Regions from separate parts of the Mus musculus genome. Here region 1 is linked to region 2. Evidence: chromatin loops called from intact Hi-C (ENCODE). Cell type or tissue: heart. All regions are shown on one strand. Links, peaks and the distances in the headings refer to the core of each region. The heading gives the core; the rest is flanking DNA.

Region 1 (14,962 bases), core at 3,938-8,937, 430 kb before region 2:
CAGTTAAAAGCACCAACTGCTCTTCCAGAGGTCCAGAGTTCAAATCCCAGCAACCACATGGTGGCTCACAACCATCTGTAATGAGATCTGATGCCCTCTTCTGGTGTGCATGAAGATAGAGACCGTGTACTCATATACATTAAATAAATAAATTAAAAAAAAAGATTTATTTATTTATATGTAAGTACACTGTAGCTGTCTTCAGACACTCCAGAAGAGGGAGTCAGATCTCGTTACGGATGGATGGTTGTGAGCCACCATGTGGTTGCTGGGATTTAAACTCTGGACCTTTGGAAGAGCAGTCAGGTGCTCTTACCCACTGAGCCATCTCACCAGTCCCCTGGCTTTTTTTTAGACATGTTTTAGCCATGTTTTCCCAGAAGGAAGCAACATTTTATTTTATTTTTTTATTTTATTTTACTTTATTTTATTTTATTTTTCAAGACAGTGTTTCTCTGTATAACTCTGGCTGTCCTGGAACTCACTCTGTAGACCAGGCTGGCCTCAAACTCAGAAATCTGCCTGCCTCTGCCTCCCAAGTGCTGGGATTAAAGGGGTGCGCCTCCACTGCCTGGCTCCCAACATTAAAAAAAAAAAGGCTTATTTTATGTCACTGTCTTCAGATTCTCCAGAAGAGGACATCAGATCCATTACAGATGATTGTGAGCCACCATGTGGTTGCTGGGAATTGAACTCAAAATGCCTGGAAGGGGCAATAAGCGCTCTTAACTACTGTGCCATCTCTCCAGCCCTGATCCTCTTGTCTTAATATTCCCTTCAGTCTCCCAGGTCAGGGCGTACAGGTGTGTATGCCACCTCCAGCCTTTTAAAATGGGTTCTGGACATTTGAACTGTTCTCATGCCTGAACAGCTCGTAGTTTTACCCGTTGAGCCATCTCTCCAGCTCCATGCCAAACTTTTGGCAGTACCATATACACTCAGCTTCATATTTCCTTTCCTGTCTTTCCCCTTCCCTCCCCCACCTCTTTAAGAGGGTCTCCTATTGCCCAAAGTGCCCTTGAATGTCCTATGAAGCTGAGGGTGGTCCTGAACATCTGGCTCTCCTGGGTGCCACGATGGAAGGGATCAGTTTTGGCTCAGGACCTCCAAGACCAAGCAAATTCCCAGCACAAAAGAGATTTATTTGCCTCAGACAGAGTGACAAAGGACAGGGAGTAAGAGAAAATTCAGGAGATAGAGGATGAGGAAGAAAGGGAAAGGGAACAAGGGGTGGGGCATTTGACCCGAGTAGGGCAAAGAACTGACTCTGGTTAGAGAGGAGATAGCCGTGGCCCATCGTAAACGGTGGTTTATAAAGGTAACAGGGGAAACCCTGGATTAGGATGAGGTGTTTAATTTTAATTGGACAAGCTTAATTAAGTGAGCCGAAGGGGGCTTTTGGTTGCTGAACTTCAACACTTTGATAGCTGGACTTTGGTAGTCAGCCTCAGGAAGAGTAGCTGGCCAAAAAAGGGGACACACCTGGGGAGGGGGTTACCTTTAGATGGCTTTCAGCACAGCAAAGAGAAAGAGGGAAGGACAAGGCCTGCCAGAGCCACGTTTGCCATGCTCGGGCCAGCTAGAGTCCCTGCAAGGTGTGCAAGAAGTGCCACCATGGCTGTTTTATGTGTTGCTAAACATTATTACCCCAGGGCCTCATGCCTCCTGGGCAGGGCTGATCCACCAGAGCTTCAGCTCCAGACCGTCATCGTTTTTTGTTTCTGAGATAAAGTTTCTTAACCCCACTCACTGTCCTGGAACTCACTTTGTAGATCAGGCTGGCCTCAAGCACACAAAGATCTGCTTGTCTCTGCCTCCTGAGCTCGGGATTAAAGGCATGTGCCACTACTGCCTGGCTCTTCTTCTTCTTCTTTTTTTACAATTATTTATTATTATTTTATGTGCATTGCTGTTTTACCTGTACGTATGTCTGTGTGAGGGCATCATATCTTGGAGTTACAGAGAACTGTGAGCTGCCATGTAGGTGCTGGGAATTGAATCTGGGTCCTCTGAAAGAGCAGTCAGTGTTCTTAGCCACTGAGCCACCTCTCCAAGCCCCCATCTTTTTTTTTTTTTTATGTAGTTGATTAACAATGTCCAATGTAGATATTTTTATTTTATTTTATGTGCATTGGTGTTTTACCTGTATGTATGTCTTGGAGTTACAGGCAGTTGTGAGCTGCCACGCAGGTTTTGGAAAATAAACCCAGGTTCTCTGAAAGAGTACTCAATGCTCTTAACCGCTGAGCCATCTCTCCAGCCCTTTGTTTGTTTGTTTGTTTGTTTGTTTTTAATATTTATAGCTGGATCACTCTGCGGGCCCCTAGAACTCTCTTTGCTCCTCGACCAGGGTTTCTTGACCTGTGTTGTGACTCTAGGGGTCACTTAAAACCATTGAAAACACAGATATTTACATTATAATTCATAACAGCAGCAAAATTATAGTTATGAAGTGGCAAAGGAAATAATTGTATGGGTGTGTGTGGGGGTCACCACAACACGAGGAACTGTATTAAAGGGTCACAGCATTGGGAAGTCTGAGAAGCACTAAACTAGACATGGAGTTGTTAGCATGTTTATATCTAATCAGATTACAAAACCAATTTCATCTGTAACATTGCATTCATGTGACAAAATTTGATAAAAGATTCAGCTTTCAAGGAGGAAAGATTTCTTTTGGTCCATAGTTTTGGAGGGGTCAGTTCATTGCTTGTTGGCCAAATGCTTGTGAGCCTGTCACGGGGCAGTACATCACATATCAGACATACAGCTGAACAAAATTGTCTGACTCCTTGGCCGCTGGGAAACAGAAGCAAGGCAGAGACACAAGGACAGAAGCCCATTACAGTTTGAATGCCACATACCCCTCACAGGCTTATGGGTTTGAACATTTACTAGATCTCCAGACAGTGATAGTGTTTGGGCAGGGCAGGCTATGAAACCTTTGAGACACGGGACCTAGCTAGTATAGATCCCTAGTATAGGTCACTGGGACCTAGCTAGTATAGATCCCTAGTATAGGTCACTGGGACCTAGCTAGTGTAGGTGGGTTACTAGGCATGGGCTTTGAGGTTTGTGTGGTCTGGTTCTAGCCTGCTTATCCTCTGCCTCCTGGCTCACCTGTGACATGACCACCCACCTCAGGTTCCCACTGAGCAAGACTGAGCTGTCTCTGTCACCACACCTTTCTCACCATCATGTGCTGGACCTTCTGAAGCCCAGAACCTAAAAAACCCTTCCTCCCTTAATGTGCTTCATTCAGGTGTCTTGTCAAAATGAATACACTGCCTATATCCTCTTTGAGGGCATGTCCCCATTTACCCAACTTCTTCTAAATAGGCTCTACATTTAAAGGGTTCTATCACTAATACCAGAGATCACTGTGTGTACTCTGTATTCTGTATTCTGTTCCTCTAGGGCCATTTTAAGGACCAAAGTCTGTATTGTGGTTTTCCAGAAAGACAGAAACATTATATACATACATACATACATACATACATACATACATACATACATACATATGTACATACATACATACATACATGTATATGTATGTGTGCATACATATATGTGCATATATATGTGTATATATATATGCATATATATGAATGTACATACACACAAGTATACATATACGTGTTTGTTTGATTGGTTTGGTTTTTCTGTTTTTTTTGTTTGTTTGTTTGTTCTGTTTTGTTTTTTCGAGACAGGGTTTCTCTGTATAGCCCTGGCTGTCTTGGAACTCACTTTGTAGACCAGGCTGGCTTCAAACTCAGAAATCCGCCTGCCTCTGCCTCCCAAGTGCTAGGATTAAAGGCATGTGCCACCATTGCCTGGCCATATACGTGTTTGTATACACACATACACATCTTTATTGCATTTAAAGGAAATGGTTCATAGGCTTAGAATTGTTGAAAAACTTGATGCTCTTCAATCTGCACCCTGGTGGTCCAGGAAAGCCAATGGTGCATCACTATGAACTGGAGGGCTAAAGGCCTCAGGTCCCAGTTGAGGGCATAAGTCTGATGTTCCAGCAGGAGCAACTAGGCACAGAGAGGGACTCTCTTTTCCCTTAGCTTATTATTTTTTTCCTATTCAGGCACTCAGTCGATGGCTGGTGAGACTGGGTGAGGTCTACTCACACTGCTCATCTCATTCACAGTCCCTGTCAGCCAGAGAGGAGTAATTTAATCATATACCGCCATAGATTTAGTCATAATGACAATTATTATGGGCCAGGTGGTGGCGGCACATGCCTTTAATCCCAGCACTCGGGAGGCAGAGGCAGGAGGATTTCTGAGTTCGAGGCCAGCCTGGTCTACAAAGTGAGTTCCAGGACAGCCAGAGCTAGACAGAGAAACCCTGTCTCGAAAAACCAAAAAAAAAAAAAAAAAAAAAAAAAAAAAGAAAAGAAAAGAAAAAGAGACAGAGCCTCTGACCAGGGCCTGGTGCCAAGAAGCCTAGGTTGACCTTGCTGTGCCTTATACAGGTTTTTTCTTTTCTTTTCTTTTCCTTTCTTTTCTTTCTTTTTTCTTTCTTTTTTCTTTCTTTCTTTCTTTCTTTCTTTCTTTCTTTCTTTCTTTCTTTTTTTTTTTTTTTCGAGACAGGGTTTCTCTGTATAGTCCTGGCTGTCCTGGAACTCACTTTGTAGACCAGGCTGGCCTTGAACTCAGATCCACCTGCCTCTGCCTGTTGAGTGTTAGGATTAAAGAAGTGTGCCTCTACTGCCTGACTATTCCTTTTTTTGTTTTGTTTTGTTTTGTTTTGTTTTGTTTTGCTTTGTTTTGTTTTAATGTGGGTGTTTAAGTCTTCATGCTTACATGGGAGGCACTTTACCTAACAAGCTATCTCTGGGTCAGATGATTTTTTTAAGGAATCTTTGAGAATATATACTCTAAGTGTCTATGCCACACATTCAATATTTAATTAAATCACTTTATTATTTTGTACACAAATCAGATTTCTACCTCAGGACCTTTGGACTTACTACTCCATCAAAGAAATCATTCTGTAAATGATCACGGCTTCGTCTCTTACCTAAGTCCTTCCTCAAATAACACTACCTCAGAGCAGCCTTCCCTGCTTAGCTCATCTAAAAATAGGATTCCTTTAGCCTGCTTTTTCCCCTTAGCACTGACCAGAGTGGGATTATATGCTTGCTTCACTCACTGGACACAAGGTCCATGAAGGCATGGACCTTATCAACATTGTTCTTTGCTGTATCCTCAGAACCTGGTATATAATTGCCTCTTGACATATTTGTTGAATTAATTGAATGGATTGAGTTTGAATATTTACCTCTCTTTGCCTCCTCATTCAGGCAGTAAATTCACGGAAAGCTGCCAAATACCCTGGTTGATTAACTTCTCTAAGGTCACTTTAACTTAGCTCTGTGTGGAGGATAGATAGCTCAGGATCTGCTGACAGCTTGAAGGAGTGGCTAAGTTACAGGCAGGACTGGGCCGACTGGGCAGGGTTGGGCAGCCAGCATTCCTTGCTGCTGCATGATATCCCTGAGGGTGGTAGCTCACCCACATTTGATTTGATTTTATTTTTGTTTTTGATTTTTGGGTTTTTTTTTTTTGTTTGTTTGGGGGGGGACGGGACAACAGGGTTTCTCTGTATAGCCCTGGCTGTCCTGGAAATCACTCTGTAGACCAGGCTGGCTTTGAACTCAGAAATCTGCTTGTCTCTGCCTCCCAAATGCTGGGACTAAAGGCATGCGCTACCATGCCCGGCTTACATTTGAATTTATAAAGTACTTTTACAATTTTTTATTTTTATGTACATTAGAGTTTTGCTTGCATGTAAGTCTGTGTTGTGTGTCAGATCCCCTGGAACTGGACAGTTGTGAGTTGCCATGTGAGTGCCGGGATTTGAACTTGGGTCCCCTGGAAGAGCAGCCAGTACTCTTAGAGGCTTTAAAGGTTGAGCCATCTCCAGCTCCTATAAAGTGCTCTTGTATATCATCTTATTTGATCATTTTTGCTAGCCTCTAGTAGTTCTTCACATTTGCTGAAAGAAAAAAAAATAGCTCACATACAACAAATAACTTTTGTTAAGGTACTATTGTAATGGAAAAAAAATTAAATATACAAAAATGTAAAAAAATACCAATGGCAGTGACTTATAACATGACATTTGCAGAAAAGTGCAAAATAACTGAATGTCTTGTATTTTGACATGTATTGTACAGAGACTTGGGGAAGAAATGGAAACATTTAATAGTGTGTCTTCACTTTCATGTGTGTGTGTGTGTGTGTGTGTGTGTGTGTGTCCCCGTCCGGAAAAGGAGGGCTTGAGTCTCAAGTTGTTATGTAGCTATGGATGGCCATGAATCGGAGATTCTCCTTTCCTGCTGAGGGTCTGGCACCAACCTCAGGGCATTTCGTGTGCTAAGCAAGCACTCTAATAGAGTTACAATTAGCTCAGCCAGTGGTCATTGTATTCTTTTTTTTTTTTTCCCCCTAAGAAAAAACGTAGAGCAATGATTCATTCTGTGACAAACAGATTTTTAATCCTTTGCAAAATAAGTAAATAAACAAAACCAATCACCACCACCCCAAACTTTCCAGGATATTGAACTGGGCACAGAGCCAAAACTCAAGTGTCAGTCAGGGACTCGGTTCTGGAATTTGCAGCGAGCTTGAAGCATGCGCACAGTAAGTGTTCTAGTCTTCTGGATAATGTTAATTACTGACAACCACCCCCTGCCCCCTTTTTGGTTATTTTTCGCGCCAGAAGAAAGCTACACAAATGGGCATTCTATGAAAAACGATCATTAACCGCAACGGTAGTGTGATTTTAGGTTTAAAAGGCTTCGAGTATTCTTAGTTATGAAAGTTGAGGGGCTTTGAGCTCGTAAGTGCACCTTGGAACAGCCGCGCTGTGTGGCCCTCCAGCCGGGCAGCGGTGCCAGCACTCGCGACCCAGAGGCCGCTGAGACCGCTCCGGAACCGAGATGCGCGTGCAGCCGCGTGCTAACCCGGCCCTTGAGCGGAAGCCCGCCCTTCTCGTGCTCGCGCGGCGCGCGGCCAGGAGCCCCGGGGCCGCGCCGGGACCGAGGGGCGGAGCCGGCGGTCCGGAGCGGGGTGGGCGGCGCAAACCAGTCACTTTCCGCGGAGTCGGCAGCCGCCTCGTGTGCCTCGGCGGCGCTTGAGCGGCAACAGAGTCCTGCGGCGGCGCGCGCGTCCGAGGTGCCCGGAGGCCCAGGTACGTGCGACCCCAGCTAAGCTAGCGCGGGACGGTTGACCAGGCGGTTGCGGCCCCGCTGCCTGCAGCCTGCCGCGGCCTCTGTGACGCGCGGTGCGGCCTCGGGGAACCCGCGGACGGCTGGCAGCAGGGACGGGGCGGGGCGAGCGCGGCGGCGGGGCAGGCGGAGCGGAGCGAGGGGCGGAGCCGGCGGAGGCCCCGCCCCGGGGCCGAGCAGCACGGACGCTACGGAGCAGGCGCGTCCCGCTGCCGCCGCCGCTGCCGCCGCCGCCGCCGCTGCTGCTGCCGCCGCCGCCACCACCGCCGCCGCCGCTCGCCCTTCTCGGGATCCGCCGCCGCCATTTGCACGGGAACCCCGGTGACAGGGGCTCGGCGGAGGGGCGGAGGGAGGGGGGAGGGCCTGCGAGCCCCGAGGGCGGGAGCGACGCCGCCGGCGCCGGCCAGGCTCCCTGCGCTACCGCGCCGCCCGTGGCGGAACCCGGGTGGCAGCGGCGGCGGCGGCCGAGGGCGGGCGTGCGCCTGAGGCAGCGGCGGCGGCGGCGGCCCTGCGGGCGGCCGGGAGGGGCGGGGGCAGCGGCCGCCGCCGTTTGATGGATCCGAGGATCGCCTGGTTCCAGCCAGAGCAGCTCGGACCGTCCAATAGTCTGTGGATGCAGATCTGGGAGACGACCCAGGGGCTGAGGAACCTCTACTTCAACCACCACTGTCACAGCAGCGGCGCGAGCAGCGCGAGCGGCGGGAGCGGCAGCGGCCCCGGCAGCCCCGGCGGCACGGCCCCGGCCCCGGCCGGCATGTTCCGCTCGGGGGAGCGCCCACTGGGCGGCCTCGCCGTGCCCGCGGAGCAGCGGGACTTCCTGCCCCTGGAGACGACCAACAACAACAACAATCACCACCAGCCGGCGGCCTGGGCACGGCGGGCATCGGCGGGCCCCTCGGCGTCGCCGGTCCCATCGGCTCCCTCGTCCCCGCGACCGGCGGCCGCACTCCCCGCCTCCGAGTCTACCGACCCGGCCTCGGGCAGCAGCAACAAGAGGAAACGTGACAACAAGGCCAGCACCTACGGACTCAACTACAGCCTGCTGCAGCCCAGCGGAGGGCGCGCGGCCGGAGGCGGACGGGCGGACGGCGGCGGGGGCGTGTACAGCGGGACCCCGTGGAAGCGACGGAACTACAACCAGGGAGTCGTGGGGTGAGTGCTGGCGTCGTGGCCTGCGTCTTGGAGGGTCGGCACACCCGCACAGCGGGGAACACGCCCACAGGCGGGAGGGGGGGATGATGGGTGGGGGATGGGGAGCCCCAGTGGGGCCTCCAGAGCATCGGTGGCCATTCATTCCTTCATAGCTTGACCAGTCTCGGTGGACCTTTCTTTGGAATTCCTTTGGAAAAAGTGGAGCTATCCTCTCCTTTTCGTAGTCATCTCTACCTTCCTCCTCTCCTAACTGTCCACACCTTCCCGATGCATTCTTGCTTGTCCTTCTCCTGGATCTTTCTATGCTCTAGAATTCAGCCTGCCCTCTGATCCCTTTCTGTCCTCCACACCTTGCTCCCCACCACCACACCCCAAGATGAAGCCCCTTAGCATCGGGCTAGTTAACTTCCTGAGAACGTTTCTGCCTTAGCGTCTTTAGATGTTAGGACCAGGAGGTGCTCTTCTTGCCAAGAATAGAAACATCCAGAATGCTCCTTCCCCTCCCCCAGTCCACGACGAAAATCTCCTCAGCCCTGAAAGACACTGCCTGCTCTTGATCCTTTGGCCCATCTTTTATATTTACTTAAGGAAAAAAAAAAAAAAAGCCAGTGTTTGCCATGTCTGTCGTGAGCAGAAAGCACTGAGTGACAGCTAGCTTGAAGTTGTCATAGATGGTGAGCTTTTCTGAGCCCTGACAGAACTTTGCAGGAGTTCATGGTCGGCAGCTTCTCACTGTGAGGTTGTCACTGTGGCAGAGGTAGCAGTGGTTTTCATTTAGGGGTGCTGGTGTTAGTGTGTGAATGTTGCACCACCGGTGACTTTGTGTTTAAAGTTCAGCTCTTACAAAATGGAATCTTACCTGAGCCCTAGTGAATTATGTACATAAGCTGGGAATGTTTCCAGCCTGCTTTTCCTTTGGGAAGAGCCCCTGTGTTGGCTGGATTAGGTTACTGAGTCTTTTCTTCTCGTTCTTTTTTTTTCCCTTTTCATAAACTTATGCTTTTGGATTTTGGTGTAGTGTGTGTGTGAGAAGTGTAGAGTGTGGTTTGTGTAGCTCCAGTATGGAAAACCAGCTCTGAAGGTTTTTGAGGGCAGTTTCTCGTTTTCAGGTACTGATCTGTAGTTAGGCCTCAGGAAATCAATCAGTAATCCCGTGTGAACTTTCTTAGACTCACCCAGTCAGCTCTGCCCTGGTTTTGGCAAGGAGAGATAGTTGTGTGTACCTTTTTGAAGGTTTGGTAAAATGAGTTGGTGGGTTCCATCTGCTGTAGTGGGCTGGTGTCTGCTCAGTACACTACTATTACAACTCCCACCTTTTATGGAAAAATGCAGTCATGTGGTTCAGGAGTGATGCTGGGGAATGCCTCATAGCTGCCCTCGTTTTCCAGAGGAGATCCTTCCTGGCTCAGGCATTTTTGCCAGCTTCAAGGGCGCTCTCCATGGTCATCACCTTACATTAAAGATTTGTGGTTCCATCCTGTTAGCCTTCCCATGGCAAACATAAACCTGTGGTTTAGTGGCAACAACTTAATGCTGAGGGTTCTGGTGGTCTTGTCTTCCTCGAGTGAGCTCTGCTTAGGTAATCACTGTCAAATAATACCTGGAAGGTCCCTAGCTGCATTTCACTGATGCCTCTGGTCTGTTTCTAGAAAAGATATGCTATAAATCCAAAGTGCTGGCTGCCCCTTAATCCTGAAAAAGTTCCCACGCAGAAGCTTCGGATACTGCCTTGCCCTCAGAAGGATCAGGGAGGAATGTTCACTTCCCTGAGGGATTACTGCTTAAAAACTGATTGTAAACTTGCTAAGCGGCTTATCACTCCATCAGACTTGTATTCTTACCCTGAAGAAGACGGCAGCAGTTAGGAGTGGCCCTCCTAGTGTGAGAGATGCAGTGAATAGTTCCTAAGGTTTGTTAAGAGACTCTGGGTTTTCAGTGATTCCATTCCTTTCCGATCTTCGTGGTCCAGTTTCTTAGCTTTTAAGGGAGTTTAGTTATTAAAATTTTCATTTACTTATTGTGTGTGTGTGTATATGCATGTGTTCACATGCATGTGTGCACATATGTGCCAAAGTAAGCGAGTGGAAGTAACAGGACAGCATATTGGGAGTTGGCATTCTTCTTCAGGGTCTTGTAGATTGAACTCAGTTCACCAGTGCTTGATGGCAAACAGCTTTTTCTGATGAGCCATCTTGCCAGCCTAGTTTTGCTTTTTTTTGTTTTTGTTTTTGTTTTTGTTTTTGTTTTTGTTTTTAAGAGACAGGGTTTCTCTGTGTAGCCCTGGCTGTCCTGGAACTCACTGACTGGCCTTGAACTCAGAAATCTGCCTGCCTCTGCCTCCCCAAGAGCTGGGATTAAAGGTGTGCGCCACCACCGCCTGACAGTTTTGCTATTTTAGTTACAGGTATTTAAACAGTAGGACTTCTGAGTGTACCTCAGTATGGTGCTATTCATTATGTGACAGAACTTTCCCTGGGGAGACATAACATACATGTCTACTCACTTTAGATAGGGAACTCAAAACAGACTTAAGTGTGAATACCATAAAAGCCAAAACTTGGTGAAATCTGACTTTTTGGGGGGTTACTTAAAGGAATATGGGTGAAAGGTTACTTAAAGGAGCCAGAAATGACTCAGACATCTGCATCACCAAAGCCTATCCAGCTCTCAAAGCTAGGGACCTGGAGCACATGGCACAGACCGCAGGCAGCTAAATAGGTAGACAGTGTCCTTTCTAGGTGCCTCAGTTTGTCTAAAACTCCTCCAGGTTTTTTCTGCTTCCAGGTATCCAGCTGGTCCCTGAGTTGTCATTGCAGCTGAGCTCTGCTCTTCTGAGTGGGTCTCTCAGCTTTGTTTGTTTGTTTGTTTGTTTGTTTACTTTTGCATGGAGTGGCACAGTGAATCTGGTTAGTTTCAGGGATATCCAAGCTGTTTTGAGTTGTTTACCTCCCTGTTTAAGGAGCTTCTTTGTAGAATAAAGATTTCAGTCTCAGAATACAGCACTGTTCAGAGGTCCAGCACTGTTCGGACATTAAATGTAGTGTGACTCTTAGCAGTATCTCCCACGTCCTGAGGTTTAACTGGTACCCTGCTGGTAGAAGAACAAATTCTCGTGCCTGCATTCTTGAGTGGACTCTCCAGGTAGGGACTCAGGACATGGCAGTAGAACTCTGTCCTTTATGCCTTTGGGCTAGTGGCTGACAAACTCCTGAGTTTTCATTAAGAGTTTGAAGCCAACTCTTAAAGGTGTCCAGGCTCTTGAGTCTTTTGGTTTCCCCTAACATGCTTCATGTTCTTGCAAGTGCAAGATCCTGTTTAACCCTCTTTATGTACGTATCCCCTTGTATTCACTGGATAGACACTCTCAGTAGCCCAGTGGGGCATCACTTGTATGGTACCTTAGGTTTCATCTCTAGTAATCCCACAAAAGGGGAAAAAGGTGGAAGAGGAGGAGGAGGAGGAAGATGAAGAAGAAAGGAAGGAAGGAAAGAAACAAATATTTGGATTTCATCCTAAAGTCTCTCTCTCTCTCTCTCTCCCTCTCTCTCTCTTTTTTAAATGAAATTACTCTGGATTTAGTTACTGTCTCTCAACCTTTGCCCCCTGAAGCCGTAAACCCAAGTCTAGAGAGGGTATTTGCATTGTCTGTTATTTATTTCAGAGATTCAATCCAGGGCCTTGTGTATGTTATAAAAGGACCTCTGACCAATGGGCTATTTTCTCTTGTGCTTTTTCCTTTTTTTACTGTTTGAGACAGAGTCTCAGTAAGTTACCCAGGCTTGAACATACTCTGTAGCCCAGGTGGGTTTTGATACTATGATCTTCCTGGATCAGTCTCCTGAATGGCAGGAATAACACCGGACCCACCAGGCCCAGCTTGCTTGCTTGCTTGCTTCCTTCCTTCCTTCCTTCCTTCCTTCCTTCCTTTATTTATTTATTTATACAACTGTTTTCATGTACCCTTTTGCTAGGGCTGGCTGTGTTGAAGGATGCTGTCCGCCAGCACTTTCTTGTCCGTAGAAATGAGCCAGATGCCCTTTTCTTGGAGGTTTAGCAGTATTTGTGGTAGAGAAGGAAGGATACATAGAGCTACAAGCATGGGAACTTAGTGAATCGGAGCCCTCACTCCTGACCTGGTTTTGAGAAACTTCTGTGGAAGGTGCCTGATACTTTCCAACCTCCTGAGGATGAGACACTGTGGCTGCCCTGAGAGGTCTCTGTTTGTCAAGGCTAAATGACTTTAACAATATAGATATCAAAGAGACTTGGGAAATAACCTCACTTTTGGATATTTGGGTTGCTCTAGGAATTGGACCTGGGCTCCCACATTTGTGCTAGAGAGTGAAGCTGTACCCCAGCCCCCTGAAAACACAAGTTTAAGTAATTGGTTTTTGAGCTAAGGAGGTAAGAATGAGTGGAAGGAAGGGCAGGTTAGGAAAGGATCCTGGCTGAGTGGTGGGCTTAGTGACTACAGCTTTGAAGGTCAGGGGCTAAGAGGCTGTGCTCTCCTGCAGAGGGGCCGCCCATTCTCCATTGTAGTGCTCTCCTTTGGCTGTCAGTGCTGGTGGCTTTCTTTAGTGCTGCTGTTGTGACATGTTTCTTTAGCCTAACCACGCATGGGTTTGCTGACCCTGCTGGATACCTGCTCAGCCCAGCAGATGAGCACAGGTTGGTAGGAAAGAAGTTAGAAGACTTTACTCTGCCTTTGGTGCTCACTTTAATTTCTGTGTGTTTGAACATGCAGCTTACTGTAATTCTTCAGTGAACCGAACTCTTCCGGCTCTTTTGTTTTACCGATTGGGATACTGAAATGTATTTTCAAGAAGACATCATATTGTGGATTCTATGCTACCTGTAAATTAATAGTTGAGAATTGCTGAATTAATTCCAACTGAGATTCGTTCCTTCTGAGACCTCATGTGAGAGTTAGTTTGACTGGTGGGTGAGTGGTGTTTCTTTTGGAGTCATTGGCACAGGTAGGCCTTTACAATTCCTGTTATGGCTCTAGCTGTTGAGATGCAAAGGGAAGCATCACCCAGAGCATTTTAGAATCTGCCCTGTGCTTACACGGGAGATTAGGACACCAGAAGGAAGAAAGGAAGGAAAAGGAAGATGTGAGACGGGTGAGAGAGAGGTCAGGATCCTGGTGCACTGGGTGGCCCTCATCTCAGCTGCTTTCAGGAAATAGCTACCTGCCCTAGTGTTGGGCCCAGAAAGGTTCTTGGTAGGAATGTTATGGGTTTCTTGGTGCACTGGACTGGGCAGATAGATGGCAGTCTTCCTTGATGAGTTCTTTCTCAGACAATCTGAGAATTGTAGAAATGAGGTAGACATGAGAGCAGTGAATAGTAGGCATTCTTGTTTGTTTTTGTTTTTGTTTTTTTTTGAGACAGGGTTTCTCTGTATAGCCCTGGCTGTCCTGGAACTCACTCTGTAGACAAGGCTGGCCTCGAACTCAGAAATCCACCTGCCTCTGCCTCCCGAGTGCTGGGATTAAAGGCGTGTGCCACCACGCCCGGCATAGTAGGCATTCTTATACCTGCCGAAGCTGAGGAAAATCATGGGCACCTTCCCTGTGGGACACAGAGACGCTGCTCTTGTCTGACTTCACACAGCTCTCTCTCCTGCTCTCTGATGATAGTGTTTAGTGGCGGACACTAGTCCAGGATCACACCCACAAACACTAGACTAAATCACATACACACGGAGTGCCGTGTTCTCAATGGGTAATGGGCCGGGAAAGCTGCTGCTTTTGAAGACTCTTTGTTGGTCCACTGATTAGCATATATGCATGTTTCTGCAGAGCTGACTGGACGGCTCGGAGCCTCCTCAGGAGCTGAGAGGCCAGTAGACTGCTCTTTCAGTTTTTGCTAAGGACTCAGCACCTGTGGAACATCAAAAAGGCTTCACATTTGTCATACTGTATATATTTGTTACACATAATGACTTTTTTTTAAATGATTGTATATTGAATTTGAAGATGGCTTTAAGCTAGGCTTTTTATTAATTTACAATCACCTTTAAATTCTGAGAAATTTCTTGATGATATAAGTAAGACTCGAATACTAAGAACTTTGGTCCTAAAAAGTTGAATGTGGGGCCGTTTATGATGTCTATTGCCCAGAGATTACACATTAGTATTTAATGACAAAACATAGGAATTCTCGCTTAGGCCCTTCCTGAAATAGTGGTTTGTAATTAGTGCAGAAGTGCTTGCTTTCCTATCAGCTTAGTAAGTAGAAGTGCGCATGAAAATAGAAACCGTTATTACCACATTCCAAAAAAAAAAAAAACCTGTCGTACTTGTTACCATAATCAACCTCTTCATATGTAGTTATGTTTCTTCTTTCTTTTGAGATAATCGAAAGGTTAGTAGGACATTATAGAAATTAGTGATTGATCATTGTAGTCTTACTTCACTGTCGTAACATCTCAATGACTAGTTTAATTCAGAACCAGGCAACTAATATTTTCATAATTTGTAACATTTTGTATTTTGTCAGGTTTACAAGCAAATGTGTGTTGAGTACAGCTTTATGACATTTGTAAATTCATACACAC
Region 2 (14,962 bases), core at 3,622-8,621:
GAGAGCTAGCTTAATCAATATAATACGACAGCACCATGGCAGGTCCATGGGATAGCTCTCCCGATTACCAAGTGGAAGAGTATTGGAGGAGCCTTTATGAGGAGAAATGAAATGGGATTATTAAAACCATTGCAAGTGTGAGTGCTTCATAAAACAGGCAGCTTTGGTCAGGATAAAAGTAAAATAAAAGACAGTGTTTTTAAAAAGAGTCTAAAGAAGTGTCTAAAAACTCATAAATGCCACTGTAAGAGACCAATGGGAGGGTGCACCAGTTGCAGAAAGATCTATTTGGCTTAATCCTCTGCCAAAAGAAAGCATGCCATAGTAAGAGGTGGTAAGATGTGGCATTTGTGTCAGAGTACAGTGGAACCATGAAAACCAGACTGTCATCATGTTATACACTATAGAGAAATGCTAGTTATGTTCAACTGCGCCTTACAAAGTAGATCGCAGAGCCATATACAGCAGAACTTTCATGTCAAGTCTGCCAGGCGCCCATTCTAGGCTGTATGAGAGAGGTATCTAGAGGTTCTAGGCTGTATATTGTGTGAGAGAGGTATCTAGAGGTTCTAGGCTGTATACTGTGTGAGAGAGGTATCTAGAGGTTCGAGGCTGTATACTGTGTGAGAGAGGTATCCTCTTTGGCTTTCTCAGGAAGGAACAGGTGTGTGCTTTCCTACAGATCCTACAGGCAGAGACCTCGGAAGAAGCCTGCATGAGACAGTCATCTGGAGTTGCAAGGAAAGAGTATGTGATCTCGGAGAGGCTGCAGTCCTCTGGAGAGGAGAGAAGATGAAGCAGAGAGCAGCAGGACTGAGCTGAGCGAATAAGCATGTGTGCCTGTGATCAGATCCAGTATGACCGGCAGCCAGTCCTCTGCTGGGACTGTCAGACAGGAGATTCTTTCCCTGTCAGGTTAACTTGTGGTTTTGCTCCTGTGCCTGAAAGGATGGATCCACATCTCCAAACCCGAGCTCTTCAGCCCCTTTACTTTCATCGAGCCAATCACGAGAGATGGCTTTTATCTGCTGATGCGTGTTGCGTAGATTCTGGCCTGTGCGCTGGCCTTCTGCTTTCCCTCGATCTTCTAGGACCCACCCTGGTTCCTTTGCACCCTTGGAGACTCTGGGCTTCCTCTGAGGACTTCCTCCTCCAGCCACCTGGCTGAGACACATCTTTCTGCTTGCTCTGTGACTGGCTGCCTGTCATGCCAGCACTAGCAAAGGCACTGGTCCTGTCACAGCTGCATTCAGCTCTCAGGTTCCAAAGATATAAAGTGTCTTGGATATTCCTGATGTGAGAAGACGTGTGCATAGGTACCTGGCTAGCAAGTGGGCTGTGTGAGTCTGATAGAGACTGGTATTTATGGAGGAGGAAGTTTTTCCTCTCATTGTGGAGCACGGCTAGCTGGGCCAAGACCTTTCTCAGAGGACACACTGCAGGGTCAATCAGGCTTTGGCCAGCCCAGATCGCTTCTCCCATGATGCTTCACTTCCCATATGATCACTTCATCCCGTGGGTGCTTTTATCTGGAATCAGCTTGAAATCAGGCACCACAACTTGAATACCAGCTCCTAACAGGACGCTGAGGGCCAAGGACATCTGATCAAAGTCAGAGCAAAAACTAAATCTTGCAGACAGTACACAGGGCTGAGACCAGGGCTCAGGAATGAACAGTAGGCAGCAATTTCTACCGCTTGCTTGGGCCAGACAGATGGCTTAGGATAATGTAGGCCAGACCCAGATGGCCTAGGACAGCACTGGCAGGAGGGACCACATGGTGGACACTCCTAGCCACTGAGCAGTGCTTGCTGGTCCCCAGTCTATCATCACAGATGGAGCTCATCCACAGAGGCCAACCTGCCTCGGGGCAAGGCCTGTTGGATGTGTAATGAGGTTGGCAGGTGCCGCTGTGTTTATCCTTAGAGTTGCTTCTAATTAGAGCAAGGGATTCTGATGTTCCACTTGGAAGTTTCTTTTGCAAACAAATTTGCATACTTAAGACAGGCTGCAAGAAGGAAAACAGCACATAGGAGGTGGCAAACCTGAGGGTGACAGTGGGCCAGTGTAGCCCAGCTCTTGTCCAACCGGGACAGAATCAGCAGGGGCAGAGAGTCACAGGAGCATTGGGGAGCATGGTTGGGGACCCACCCCCAATGAAACCTGCAACCTGGAGCCCAGAGGCCAGGCACCCACCTCAACACAGCACCTCCCAAGTCCAGTGAGGTGACCACCAAGTGCATCTAGAATTTGAAAGCAGGATTTTTCCATCTGCCTTGCTTGTTGGAGGATGCCACCATGCTATGGGCATCCAAGTCTCATTCAGACACCATGCAATGCACTTGAGTGGTTTCCCCATCTGTAAATACCCAACCTCTGTCACCTAGCATGGGATCCCATGAGGAAGGTGAGGGCCAAACAGCCTAAGCTTCACCGAGGGCCAAGGACAGCCAATCAAAGCCAGAGTAAAAATAAAATCTCAGAGACAGTCAACGGGGCCGAGACCAGTGCTCAGGAATGAACAGTAGGTAACAAATTCTATGGCTTGCTTGGGCCAGACAGATGGTCTAAGCTGTGACTGAATGGGAGTCATGTGACCCTAGGAAAGTCACCTCAGGGTGTCTGTCCTCAGCTGTAAATGGGATGAGAGTGTGGCCTGGGCAGGGTAGGGCTGGCAGGAACAGGAGAGTAGCCTGGAGCATAGCATCCATGGACGCAGGGTGTAATGGGACTGCCCATCTCCATCCAAAGGGGATACCCCAGGCTTCGGGCCAACTAGCCAGAGCCAGCTCCTGAGCATAGCTATGGGCCTGCATGCTGATGTGTTTGTCTCACTGATGAACACCCGAGAGAAACAAGGAAGAAAGAATTGGGTTTGGCTCAGGGTTTGAGAAGGCCATAGTCTATGTATCTCTTTGGGTGAGGTTGGGCATCTCACTGGGTCCTGTGACCATGGAGGCTGTACGGCATGCCTCTCTCCTGGTACTGCCAGTGTATGGCATTCTGGCTCTATTTCCAGGCTGTGGTGAGGACACGATGGTGTAGGGGGTGTGGTGGAGTAAATCTGCTCCTCTCATTCTCTTCTGTGACCCTCCTTGGGAGCCGGTTTGAGAAAGTAGAGTCCCAGTTGCTACCATTCCTAATGTCCTGTGGAACAAGGACTAAATAAGGCAGGTAAAATGGGGGACTCTGGAAGCCCAGAAGTGGAATGCTGTGTGGGGTCACAGTGGGAGTAGGCTGCCTCTGCAGTGCCGTACTGGGCCTTGAGGAGTCACCTAGAGACTCACGGGTCTCTTCCAGGAATCCACAGAACAAGGTCTTTGACTCCAGCTGCTGGGAAGAGATGCCTGACATGGCAGTTATCACAGGCCAGACCTCTGAGCTATCACAGAGGCCGAACACAGCATGAGCAGCAGACACTACAATGGCTGTAGCTACTGAAAGACCTGGGCAGGTACTGTACAGTACAGTCTTTCAAGCATAGTAGCTATTACCATCTCCATCAGAGCAGCTGAACTCAGAAGCAACAGACCCTCAAGATCCAGCCCTGTCCAAGGACCTTTCCTCATAGAAGTGGGTAGGAAGGGTGGTTAGACCCTCACCCGAGGTTCCAGACACTCTTCCCATGCCTCCCTCCCAGCTGTATGGTATGTACTTCTGCCCAGGCTTGCAGATGGTCTTGTGGTCTCAGAAGGTACCAGAGCATAGACACATGCAGTGTGTCTGAGTCAAGTGAAGGAGGATTCCATCTATTCTGGAGCCACTGCTTTGGGGTCACACACCCTGGAAGTAACCTCTCACCCGTGTTGAGGAAGCTCAATAAATTCATTCATTGGCTCCTCAAACTGAACTTGGGTGGGATCAAACTTTGGTCTCTTGGTGGAGCGCTATGTACTGTGACAGATGTTCGTTCAAATGTCTCCCAAAGGTGCACACTGTAGGAGGGCACCATTAAGAAGATGGGTGCAGGGTCCCAAAGCTGAACTGTTATCAGTCCCTCTTCCAGTAAGCAGGACACATCCTTCCCTGCACAGTATGTGGGACTGGACCTCCCTTCGTCAGGGGCACCGAGGGGAACTCCCCTCCCCCCTCCCCCGAGACGCTGTAGCTCTTCCTGGTGTACACACTGAATATCCCCCAGCATCATATCTGCTCATCCACAAACTCCCCACTCGAGTTTTGAGATGCTGAGCTCGCTTTTTGAATGAGGTCCTTATTTATTTGCTTTACAGCACCAAGGACACCTTCATCGCAGAGCACTTGAGCCCAGCCTCTTTGCTTGAGCCATTTAGACCAAACTGTGCTTCCTCAGCCCTCAGGTGTGGCTGAGTGCTCGTCTGCAGCCCAAATTCTCAGAGGTTTCCAACATCACTGGTGTTTGGAATTGTCCTCAGCTGCAGGGCGTGGCATGTCTAAGACTTGGCCCATTTTCTGTTTCATAGCTGGATACTATGGACCGCATCATTCCTAAAGAACAGGGGCTTATTCAGCACTTGGTTCTGGAAGTCCAAAGTTAAGGGCCTGTGCAGGATAAGAGCCTTCTAAATGGTGGGACTCAAGAGTCCCAAGGCTGAGCAGGGAATCACAAGGCAAGACACAACAGGTAGGCTCCTCGAACGAGGTCACCAGTGCAGTTATATGGTCTCCTCATGCTCTGGTGTAATAATAAGTACTTCCCAAAGGGGCTGCCTGCAGACACCATATTTGGATATAGTAAGTTTCTACCCTCCCCTCCTCGTCTACCACACCTGACTTCCCAGCATCCTTGTAACTTCAAAGAATCATATACTCTCCATCCTGCAGGCTTCCCCTGAAGAGCTTGTTTTACTGAAAGCGTGACACCAAAAGGAGGAACTAGGTCTGTGGGTTAATGGATGCAAATACTTGCAACTGATTGGGGGGTGGGGTACAGGAGCGAAGGGAAGATCTGGGGCTATAGGAGGGGGTAGTCTTTAAGGAAGTGCATTGCATGTTTGTGTAAATTTCTCCTCTGGCTGTCTACAAAAATAGGTGCTTCTTTTTCTTTTTTGGTAGTACTTTAGATTGAAGCAATGGAGTCTCACAAGCACTGTGCCATTAAGTCACATCCTCAGACCTCTTTATTTGGAGCCAGTCTCAGCAAACTTTTTAGGCTGGCCTTGAACACATTCTGTGCGGTAGGCAAGTCCTTCCCATTCCGAGATGGCACGTAAGGTCCATAGTACTTGCAAAGTTTTGATAGCTGAGCTTGTCGGCTTAGGATTTAGAGAACCTGGCACTCAAGGGTCACAAGATGGCTCTTCCAGAGGTCCCAGGAGCCCCTCAAGCCAGGCTTGTCCAAAGCCGTCCAGCAAAGCCCCCAGGCGATGGCGACCCACGACACTGTCTGCGCAGCCTGGATGCCAGGGCACCTGTCGGGCCGCCTCAGGACAGATACTCCCGCACCGTGAGCTCCTTCAGGGTGGCGTCCCTGTGCGTGGGCCTCCGGAGCTGGTTCTCGTCCAGGCGGCTCTGCAGCGCCGCGAAGTCCTTGCCCAGCGCGTAGGCCAGGCGCACCATGGCGTCCAGCAGTGGCGCGTAGTAGCGGTGGTTCTCGCGCGTCCGCAGGCATCGCAGCGCGCGCTCGCCGACTGCGAAGGCCTCGGCCGGCCGCTCGAGGTCGCGCAAGCAGACGAGCGCGGCGCAAAGCGCGGGCACGGCGGCGCTCGGGCAGTGCGCCGTCAGCTTCTCCTGCAGCGGCAGCGCGCGGCCCAGCAGCTCGAGCGCGCGCGCGTACTGGCCGGCGCGCAGGCAGCCGAAGGCCTCGCGCAGCTCGGGCCGCGTGAGGAAGTCGAGGAACTCGCGCGAGCGGCGCACGGCGCGCACGGCGTAAAGCAGCCGCAGGTACTCGCGCAGCTCCCGGCGCCGCTCGCAGATGGTCTCGGCCGACAGGTTCCCGGTCAGGCGCTTCCGCGGGAACGCCACGTCCTCCAGCTCCGGCCCGAAGCGCTTGAGGAGGGCCTTCTGCAGCCTCTCGAAGTCCGAGTAGCGCCGTTCCACCACCGCCTTGTCGCTGTCGAAGCTCCCGGTCTGGATGACCACGACTTGGTACATCTGCAGGCAGACCGGAGAGGATGAGCCTCAGGACAGCCTGAGTGCGCGCCGCACCCGCACCCCCGCGGCTGTGTGCACGCGCACGCGCTCAACCCTGCTGGGGCTGGAACCCAGGGACCGTGCACAAGTCTGGCAAGTGGTCTGCCATTGAGCTATACAGCCTCGCCCCAGGTCATTTGGTTATTTTAAATTTAATTTAATTTTTTTTCCTTTTTAATTACTCACTTTAAATCCCGCTCACCGCCCCCTCCTTGTACCCTCTCCCACAATCCTTTCCCCTCCCCTGTCCCAGGCCATCTGTTTTTGAAATATGAACTAGCCTTGTAGTTTACAGATGGACCCTGATATTCCAGCCTTAGTCTTGCAAATTCTGCGGTTGTAGGCGTGCCCTGCTTGGCAACAGTGTCTCCTTTCCCCCTCTCCCTCTACACACCTGCCCCTGTGCCATTTTTAAAGTCACATTTTGTACGAAGTAATAATATTACCTTTTACATTTTCTTTAAAAAACATTTTTACATGTGTCTGCGGTGTGTGTGTGTGGTTTGTGTAGATCAGAGGACAACTTGTGAGAGTTGGTTCTCATTTTCCAGCATGTGGCTTCTGGGTGTCAAAGTCAGGTGGACAGGCTTGGCAGTAGGTGCTTGTACAGGCTGAGCCATCTGGCTGGCCCTCTGCCATTTTCACGCATACACATAGCATACTTTGAAGTTCATCTCACACTCTCACACACGCGCACACACACACACATACGCGCACACACAGGCACACCTACTCTCCTGCTGTACTATGAGTAAAGGTAGAAAGGCGGTCCCTGGCAAATGTTGGCTCTAGAATAGCAGTGCTTAGATGCACCTTGGAAGAAAAGGCACCGGGAGTTGCTGATGGGGCTGGTGTCTCTCTTGGCTTTTTATCATCAAAAACTGGGGCTCCGTGTCCTAAATTGGGAAGCGTGGGCTGGAGTCAGGAAGGGCCCATCTGGAACACCTGAGCATTTGTTTCAGGCATAACGCATTGGTCTTAGATTGGGAATTTAACCTCCTTGAGCTTCAGTTGTCTCATCTTTAACTTGAGGATGTGTTGGCAATTCTTCTAGGCTCCGTCCAAACAGCTACCTAGTAACAGCTTGTGGGGGCTGCAAGCCAGGTACCAGCCAGGCTATAAGAAGATTTCTTGCACCCCAGCTCCCTTGCTCTCCCCCCTCTTTTTCATTGTCTTTCTCTATGTCTCTCAGTCTCTCTCACTTTCTGTCCTTCTCTGTCCCCCTCCTTTCCCTACCTCTACCCCTTTTCCATATCCCCTTCCCTCAACAAACTTGCTTTTGTATTAGGCCTGTCAAACAGCTGATTGTTCAGGAGACTCCTGAACATGGGCCCACGGAGGTCCTCCCTCCTGCTGCTGCACTGTACCTCCGGTTTATACAACACAACAGGATAGGAATAGTTCCTGTCTTCTGCACGAGGGTTAAATAGCTGAGTGAACTCATTGATTCGAGGGAGAGCTGTACCCAGTACAAGCTGGTAGCTATGGTAACTGTACTGGTCCCAGTAAGGAGGAGTGGTGAGTGGGACCTCACAGGTCCCAGTGAGGTGGGAATACTTGGTATTACTCGTCCATCTTCCTAGAACAGGCCAATCTCACTCAGACGGCACTCCCATTGGGAACTCCCCACAAACCAGGACTAGCAGCTAGAATTAAATAACAGAGCTCAGCTTTCTTTTGGGTTTACTTTTGTAATTGTTTTTTTTTTTTTCTTAATGTCCTGTGAAACTGATCTTTCCCTGACATGTATTTTAAAAGCAAGTCAAATAAAAAGCCAGAAACATATTAACAATTAAAGGAGATTTCAGAATCAGCAGAGAAGGGGTGTGAAGGGGTGCAGATGACTGACACCTGGCATCATGGGAACATGACTCACAGTCCTCGTGGCACCCTACCTTCATGTGGGACCGTGCAACCTCCCTTTCTCTGGAAGACTGTGAGTTAGTGTGCCATATTAGAAGTGGAAAGCTGTGATCTCCCAAGGCCTTCCCCGACCACGCAGGAGGTGACTGATGGGAGGAGCCCCATCATTCTAAGCTCTGCTTACCACAAACTTGGAGACTTTCCTCTCCTCTATGCGGGCTGAGGCGATCTCAAAGAGCAGCCTGACATGTTTCCAGCGGCTCTTCTCCTTCTGCCAGTGTTCCTGGAGTTCCCTTGTGGTCATGCTGGAGTTAGAGCTGGGGCCATCTTGGGCTTCTGGAAAGACATTGCCTTTAAAGAATCTGTATTCTGAAGTGCCCTGCAGGCCAGGGATGGAAGGAGATGACTGGAGGCGTGGGATGGAATGGATATCAGAGTTCTGGAAGAGTTTATCTATCCCTTCCTGCCACCCTCCCTGTGGGGACATCAGCTAGACCCCTGTGAAACTACCTTGTGTATTGACCTCAATCCAACACTCCGACTGCTTCTTATTATTATGAAGTGCACTGTGGGGTAGGATCCAGTCTGTACACATCCGGCCTGCTGATGGACCATTTTGTAATCATGTGCTCCTGCCAAGCAGGGCCCACACCCATGTACTCCCTAGGGCACTGACTTGGGGCCATGGAGCTCCTTAGGGCACATCAGTGTGCAGGGGAAGCCCTGAGGAAGTCGTATTTCAGCCTGAGCCTGGGAGGCTCTGACTACACAAACACTTTATCTCAGGGTGCAGCTGCCTTTCTCGGCTCTGAATTCCTGATTCCTTGTCTGAAAACCAACAGTGGTGTTTTGTTTTGTTTTGTTTTGTTTTGTTTTGTTTTGTTTTGTTTTGTTTTGTTTTGTTTTGTTCTGTTCTGTTCTGTTCTGTTCTGTCTTGTCTTGTCTTGTCTTGTCTTGTCTTGTCTTGTCTTGTCTTGTCTTGTCTTGTCTTGTCTTGTCTTGTCTTGTCTTGTCTTGTCTTGTTTTGTCTTGAGACAGGGTTTCTCTGTTTAGCCTAGCTGTCCTAGAACTTTCTCTGTAGACCGGGCTGGCCTCCAATTCACAGAGATCCGCCTGCCTCTGCCTCCCTAGTACTGGGATTAAAGGCGTGCACCACCACCACCCAGCTCCCCACAGTATTTCCTAAACCTCACTTGAGTCCCACACCTTTCTGAGAATCTGTTTAGATTTTTTTTTCCAACACAATTGCATAAAGGATTGTTCACTTATTGCAAGAGGCACAGGCCTGGAACGTCCTTATCTTGTACCACCTGACACTCATGTCACTCCCCTGCCTCACCCCATTTTGATACTGGAGTGAGTGCTTCCCATTTTGTTCCAGTAGACTTTTCCTGGCACATCTACAATTCTTTTTCACCAATGTCTCTCTTCTGAGCTTGGAGGCCAGGAAAGTGATCAGTCTACTTGTCATGCATGGCACACCCCAGGCTTCAGCAGATCCATCTTAAATGAGTGTAAAGAGAGATGATTCCAGGAGATGGCACTATAGCAGATACTGTCAGTGCCAGGCCACACCCCCTGGCAGCCACTGTTCTGGAAAATGCCATTGGCTTCTAAGGAAAGCACCTATAACTCAGGACCCTAGGGCCTTTCTAGGACTACAGCAACATGGCCAGGTGTCTCCCTTAGCACTTGCAGAAAGAAAGGGATGTTGGACAATCTTTGGCTTCTTTGTCCTTGGATGCACAACTCAGGTATGTTCTTTACACTTTCCCATGAGCCCCCATCCAGCCTGAGTCACAGTCACCTACCCTAGTCATGTGATCACCCACCCCCTATACAGGAGGCTGCTCTTGTTCCCAATCTGCTCTGTCTCCGAGGATCATCTCCCACGTAATGAGCATGCACCAAATCCTTGTGCTTAGGTTAAGGTGACCCCAGTTAAGACAGCTGCCTGGCTACCTCCGTACAACCACTGAAGTGCTTCAAATGTCTGCTAATGCCCACCTCCCTCACAGAACACAAACCCTCCAGTTTACCTTCTGGTCCTGGACATGGGAGGTCTGGGCCTGGGGGCAATACTTCCTGTCTGGTCCTTGTTCTGCATTGGTTTATGGGTCCTCTCCAGCCAGGGCTCCCAGGATGCTCTGGACTTGCCATGCTCCAAGGCTACCTGAGCTACAAGAGAGAAGAGAGCCAGCTCACACTGGGGCTCCTGCAGGAATGCTAAGGATTCCATGCTGGCAGGCAGGGAGGAATGACAATGATGCCTTGCTGTGTCCCCTGTTACCCACCCAGCCAGATCAAACCTAGCCCTCTCCTGTAATGGACAGACAGATCCTGAGTTATGGTTGTGCTCCATGCAGTATACAGTTGCTCTGGATTTCACAGGAAATACTGTCAAGTGACAGCACCATCATTAGAGATGACCTGGGTGAAGCGTACTGGCTAGTCCAGATAAATGTCCCACCACTCAGCTTTATATTACAGTGCACCCCTCTCCATCTATCTACCTTTAAGCAAATATTTAATATGCCCAGTTCATCTCATCTGGCGCCTCATACTTCATTTTTTAAAGAACACCCACAAAACTTTGGCATTACTGCCAGATAACAGGTAAGGAAGCAGGTCTAGCCTGAGGTCTCACCATTGGTACAGAGGAGCAAGGGAGAACTGCGTCTAAGATGTGCAGGCCAGGGATGCCTCTTTGCATGTTCCCAATGTGACCACCCTCCCCTGCAGGGACTCTTTCTATTCTCACTTTGTGGTAAGGAACTGAGAGCTGCCTGCCAGCCAGGGCTGGGGTTGGGGCAGGGACACAAGCCCAAATTGGCCGACTACAGAATCTGCTCTGATCGGAAGCGGGCAGCAGGCAGGCAGCAGGCCAGCAGGCTTCTGGAGTCCAGTCTGTACACAGAAGTAAATGGATGCCTTGATAACTGTCAGTTTACCCTCCTCTGTGCCTCAGAGTCTTATAAAATGGGTACAATATCAGAATTACCTTCACAGGCTGGTATGAGGATTACCATAGGCCTACCCCATACAGCTTGGACTCGGGGCTCTTCACACAACAGGGACTGCACAGTCCTCTCTGTTACTAGGATCTGACATGCATTAGGTGTTTGAGGAATACAAATGAAATAAATAACTCTAGAAGGGTGTGCTTTTTACAGATAGCTGCACATTAGGAGACGAGAAATAAGACATTCTCTCAGAGGAACAAACGGCTGGACACTGTCTTGGGCACATGTGTTAGGTTTTCTGACAGAATTCCAGGCATCAACAGCTGAAGGCTTTATTATGTTCATTTTCAGGTTTCAGCTCATGGAGGCGGGGAGGACATGGGCAGAGCACAGCAGCTCACCTCCAGGTGGCGGGGAAGCAAAGAGGAAAGAGGAAGGGAAGAGGAGGGGGACCGGAGAGAACATGCCTGCATTTATAGAGGCATTTCCCTTGTTTCCCTTGTTTTTAACGTGTGTGTGTGTGTGTGTGTGTGTGTGTGTGTGTGTGTGTGTGTGTGTGTGTGTGTGTGTGCACGCATGCATGCTCGCTCATGCCTGTGCATGTCCCTCAGCTCATGAAGAGTATGGAGGTCATATGACAGCTGCAGGAGTACATTCCTTCCTTCTACCACACAGGTCACGGGGCTGCAACTCAGGTCATGAGGCTCAGTGGCAAATGGCTTTACCTGCAAAGCCAGCTCACTGAACCACACTTTCCTCTTTCCTCCAAGCCTTTGGCATGGTACTATCCACATTCAGGGTGGGTCTTCCCCTTAACTTAGTCATCTGCGGAAACAGCGCACAGACGCACACAGAGGTCGACTTCTCTCGGCTCCCAGGGTATTGTAAGTCCAGTTAAGTTGGCAAGATTAAGCATCATAGCACAGGAACCAAGAGGAAGTGCAATGATGTCATCACATCCTCTCTTTGAGTTAGTCTGGCCTAGGGGAGGCTTTAGCCTGTGCCTCAGGGGCTGTTCTTCATATGGCAGGTGGAAGGGACTATTTTCTGAGTGGCATCTAATCAGCGGTTCATTAAGTATCATCAGAAACCCTCCATCAGGCCTCACAGTGACAGGAGGTGGGTAAACTGAGGCACAGAACAGGGTCCCGGCTGGACCAGTGCTGTATATGCTTGGGTACTCAATAGCTTGTGTGACCTGCTAACCTCTCAGCCTCGTGGAGGAGTCAGGAGGCATGACCCCCATTCTGACTGATTGCAGCCCCTGGGCACGTCATTTATTATCTTCTGTTTTCCATCTCTCCCTTTCCTTTTTTGGGAAGGGTGGCTATAAGCCTTATCACACTGTTAAGTGTTGATGGGATGGGTCCCTCATGTTCTGCTAAGTTCTCAACCTCCCAATGCTGTGACCCTTTGATACAATACCTCAAGTCGTGGTGACTCCCCAACCCTAAAATTATTTTGATGTTACTTCACAACTGTCATTTTGCTACTGTTAGGAATTCTAATATAAATATCTGATATTTAGGATATCTGACTGTGACCCCTATGGGGGGGGGTCACAACCCATAGGTTGAGAACCACTGTGCTAAGTGCTAAAGCAAGATAGTAGGTAGTCCATAGGCTGTCATATTTAACAGGGGGTTTTATTTGTTTGCTTGCTTTTGTTTTTTGAGATAGTGCTTCACTATGTAGCCCAAGCTGCCCGGAAGTCATAATCTTCCTGTCTTTGCCTCCCTAGGGCTGGGACTACAGGTATGCCAAGGGGGCCTATTTTACCGAATGGAGATGTAGTGTTTCCTATGGGCACTCTGTACTCTCCCTATGATTTTGTCTGTGAAGTGAGTGGTGGCTTGTGGAACTGGCCCTAGTGGTCCAGGCCTTTCCAGATCTGCAGGGAACTTCTTCCATGGGGCTTCGGAAGACCGCAGAAATGTGCCCGTGCTGCGTGCTCTGGTAAACCATTCAAAAACTGGCATGAAACCGAGGCTTAGAATAAAACTCAAAGCCACAACCAAAGCTGTTCCTGTCCTCTTACAGGACAGGCTGGGAGTGACCCATTTAAAGACAAGTAGATAAAGATGATATGTTGACAGTTTCCCAAACACATCCAAGCCTCAGTTTCCCCCTGTGGGCAATTGATCCTTTTGCTAAGCTCCTTGGTTTTTTGTTTTTTTAGTTTTTTGAGACAGAGTTTCTCTGTATAGCCCTGGCTGTCCTGGAACTCACTCTGTAGACCAGGCTGGCCTCGAACTCAGAAATCTGCCTGCCTCTGCCTCCCAAGTGCTGGGATCAAAGGCCTGCGCCACTACGCCCAGCTGCTAAGCTCCTTGGGGACAGAGGGTTCTGAGGGCTGCCTTATCACTCCACACCCTCAGTGGGAAAGATTTCTAGCCATCAGAACAAAGCACTGCAGATGTTGGGACTGGACTTGGCCCAGAGGACAGAGCAGAGTCGCAGGCTCCCACCCCTCCACCCCTTACTATCTTCTGTGCATGACAATCTTCATTTTCCGGGAGCCTTGGCTCTTGTTCCCCACTTCAAGGGGCCCTGCCCTCTTCAGTCCTCCTCCTTCATACACAGGGCCACTTGTAGAGCCGAGGCCACCTTTCTCGGGGGCAGGGGGAAGGTTGTGGGGGGTGGCTAATGAAAATCTGGTAGAATATAGTAAAAGCCCTTGCCCATAAGACAGAAGAACTGAGAGGCACCCATTCAAAGAGGAGGAGGAAGGAAGGAAAGGAAGGACAGGGAGCGGCAGCCCTGGCTGCGGGAGTTTGAGTTTAAGTCTCCTTTCTTTGTAGGGCAGCCTCCTCAGGTCTCCATTGAAGGGCCAGCCAAGGCTCCACCTGCCCTGAGCACCATGGGACCCCTGGGTGCTTCTCTGTGGAGCTTGCCGCTGGAAGCGCTCTCAGTTGGGTGTGCACATCAGAATCCCCACTGGGACTGGGGAGAGGAAGTGTTAGGAGCTCTAAGGCAAGCAGGCTGCCTACCCCACAACACCCAGACAGAGCTGGGGTGGGCTCCGGATTCTTACTCGGCTACAGGGTCCACCCTTTGAGAAATACAAGCCTGGACTTGTTCCCAGGAACAGGACCAGTGCCTGGCATTGCAAAAGGAGTCAGGCTTAGAGGTTGGAGGTGGGTTTGGCCCCAGTTTCTAAGGACAGCCCATACTCTCACCACCCTTGGTCCCTCCTAACCAGTACCCAGGGAGTTCCTAGAGGGCCTCTCAAGGACATCACTGGGTCTCAGGGCGCAGAAGCCAGCTACGCTTGGGGTCAAACACTGACTGACCTGGGATCTTCAGGCTTTGTGGGTTCGGGGTCCAGGAGAGTCACATGCCCCAGTCCGATCTCTTTTTGCAAGGTCCAACTAGATGGCTGAATGTCTGCCGCAATCCTGAGTTCTCCTTTTGAAAACAGGAAATGGGCTGAGTGATCTCCTTCAGGGGCCCCAGCTTATTGGTTGCTGAAAGATGTACATTGAACCTCCTAGACAAATATCTGCAGTACATCATACAGGCCACGTGGGTCAAGGCCACCAACAGGAGGACAGTTTAACTTCACAGCAGCTTTAAGCAGCTTGATACGTATTAGACACCCGAACGATAGCTGGCATTTGGAGAATTCATTTCAAAGTCCTTTGTTTTAGTCCTTTTCTGTGGCAATGACAGAAGACGATAAACTGAAGGAAAAAAAATCACACACACGAAAGTTTATTTAGTTTATAGCTCTGGATCCGGAACATGCAAGAGCACACTGGTAGTGTCTGTGAGGGCTGTCCTGCCGCATGTGACATGCCATGGTAGGAGGTGGACAGACAAGAGAAAGCTTACCTTATGCACCCCAGTTTCACAGTTACAGCATAAATCCCTTTATGAAGACTGTCCTTATGACAGTCAACTCTCAGAAGACCCTACCTCCCAAACCCATTATGTTAGGGATCTCAGTCTAACATGAGGATTTGGGGATACATTCTTTTAATAGTTATTATCCTAGCTATGAGCTAGGCATAATGGGGCCCTTC

Evidence for each region. A loop is a pair of places that touch in the nucleus more often than their neighbours do. Peaks named below come from ENCODE experiments on the same cell type or tissue, not always from the same donor. Only the 100,000 strongest peaks of a DNase experiment are listed, where the experiment ranks them.
Region 1: a loop joins it to region 2, with 4 times the contacts of the local background. A loop is called at or near these places in 2 of 42 quality-filtered maps.

What each region holds. Positions count from the first base shown.
Region 1 is chr8:88,192,102-88,207,063 of GRCm38, forward strand. It overlaps Tent4b (terminal nucleotidyltransferase 4B), which reads left to right and starts at 7,781. Exons shown (of 12, transcript NM_001372333.1): 1 at 7,781-8,401. The coding sequence starts at 7,803. In heart, for the core only: no CTCF peak of the experiment used is centred there; DNase peaks (open chromatin) are centred at 5,430, 7,050, 8,120 and 8,800; H3K4me3 peaks cover 2,706 bases; H3K27ac peaks cover 3,179 bases.
Region 2 is chr8:88,621,756-88,636,717 of GRCm38, forward strand. It overlaps Snx20 (sorting nexin 20), which reads right to left and starts at 14,373. Exons shown (of 4, transcript NM_027840.3): 1 at 14,231-14,373; 2 at 10,014-10,152; 3 at 8,159-8,310; 4 at 5,073-6,072. The coding sequence starts at 10,134. The coding sequence ends at 5,404. In heart, for the core only: a CTCF peak has its summit at 5,629; a DNase peak (open chromatin) is centred at 5,696; H3K4me3 peaks cover 1,476 bases; H3K27ac peaks cover 1,020 bases; H3K27me3 peaks cover 3,327 bases.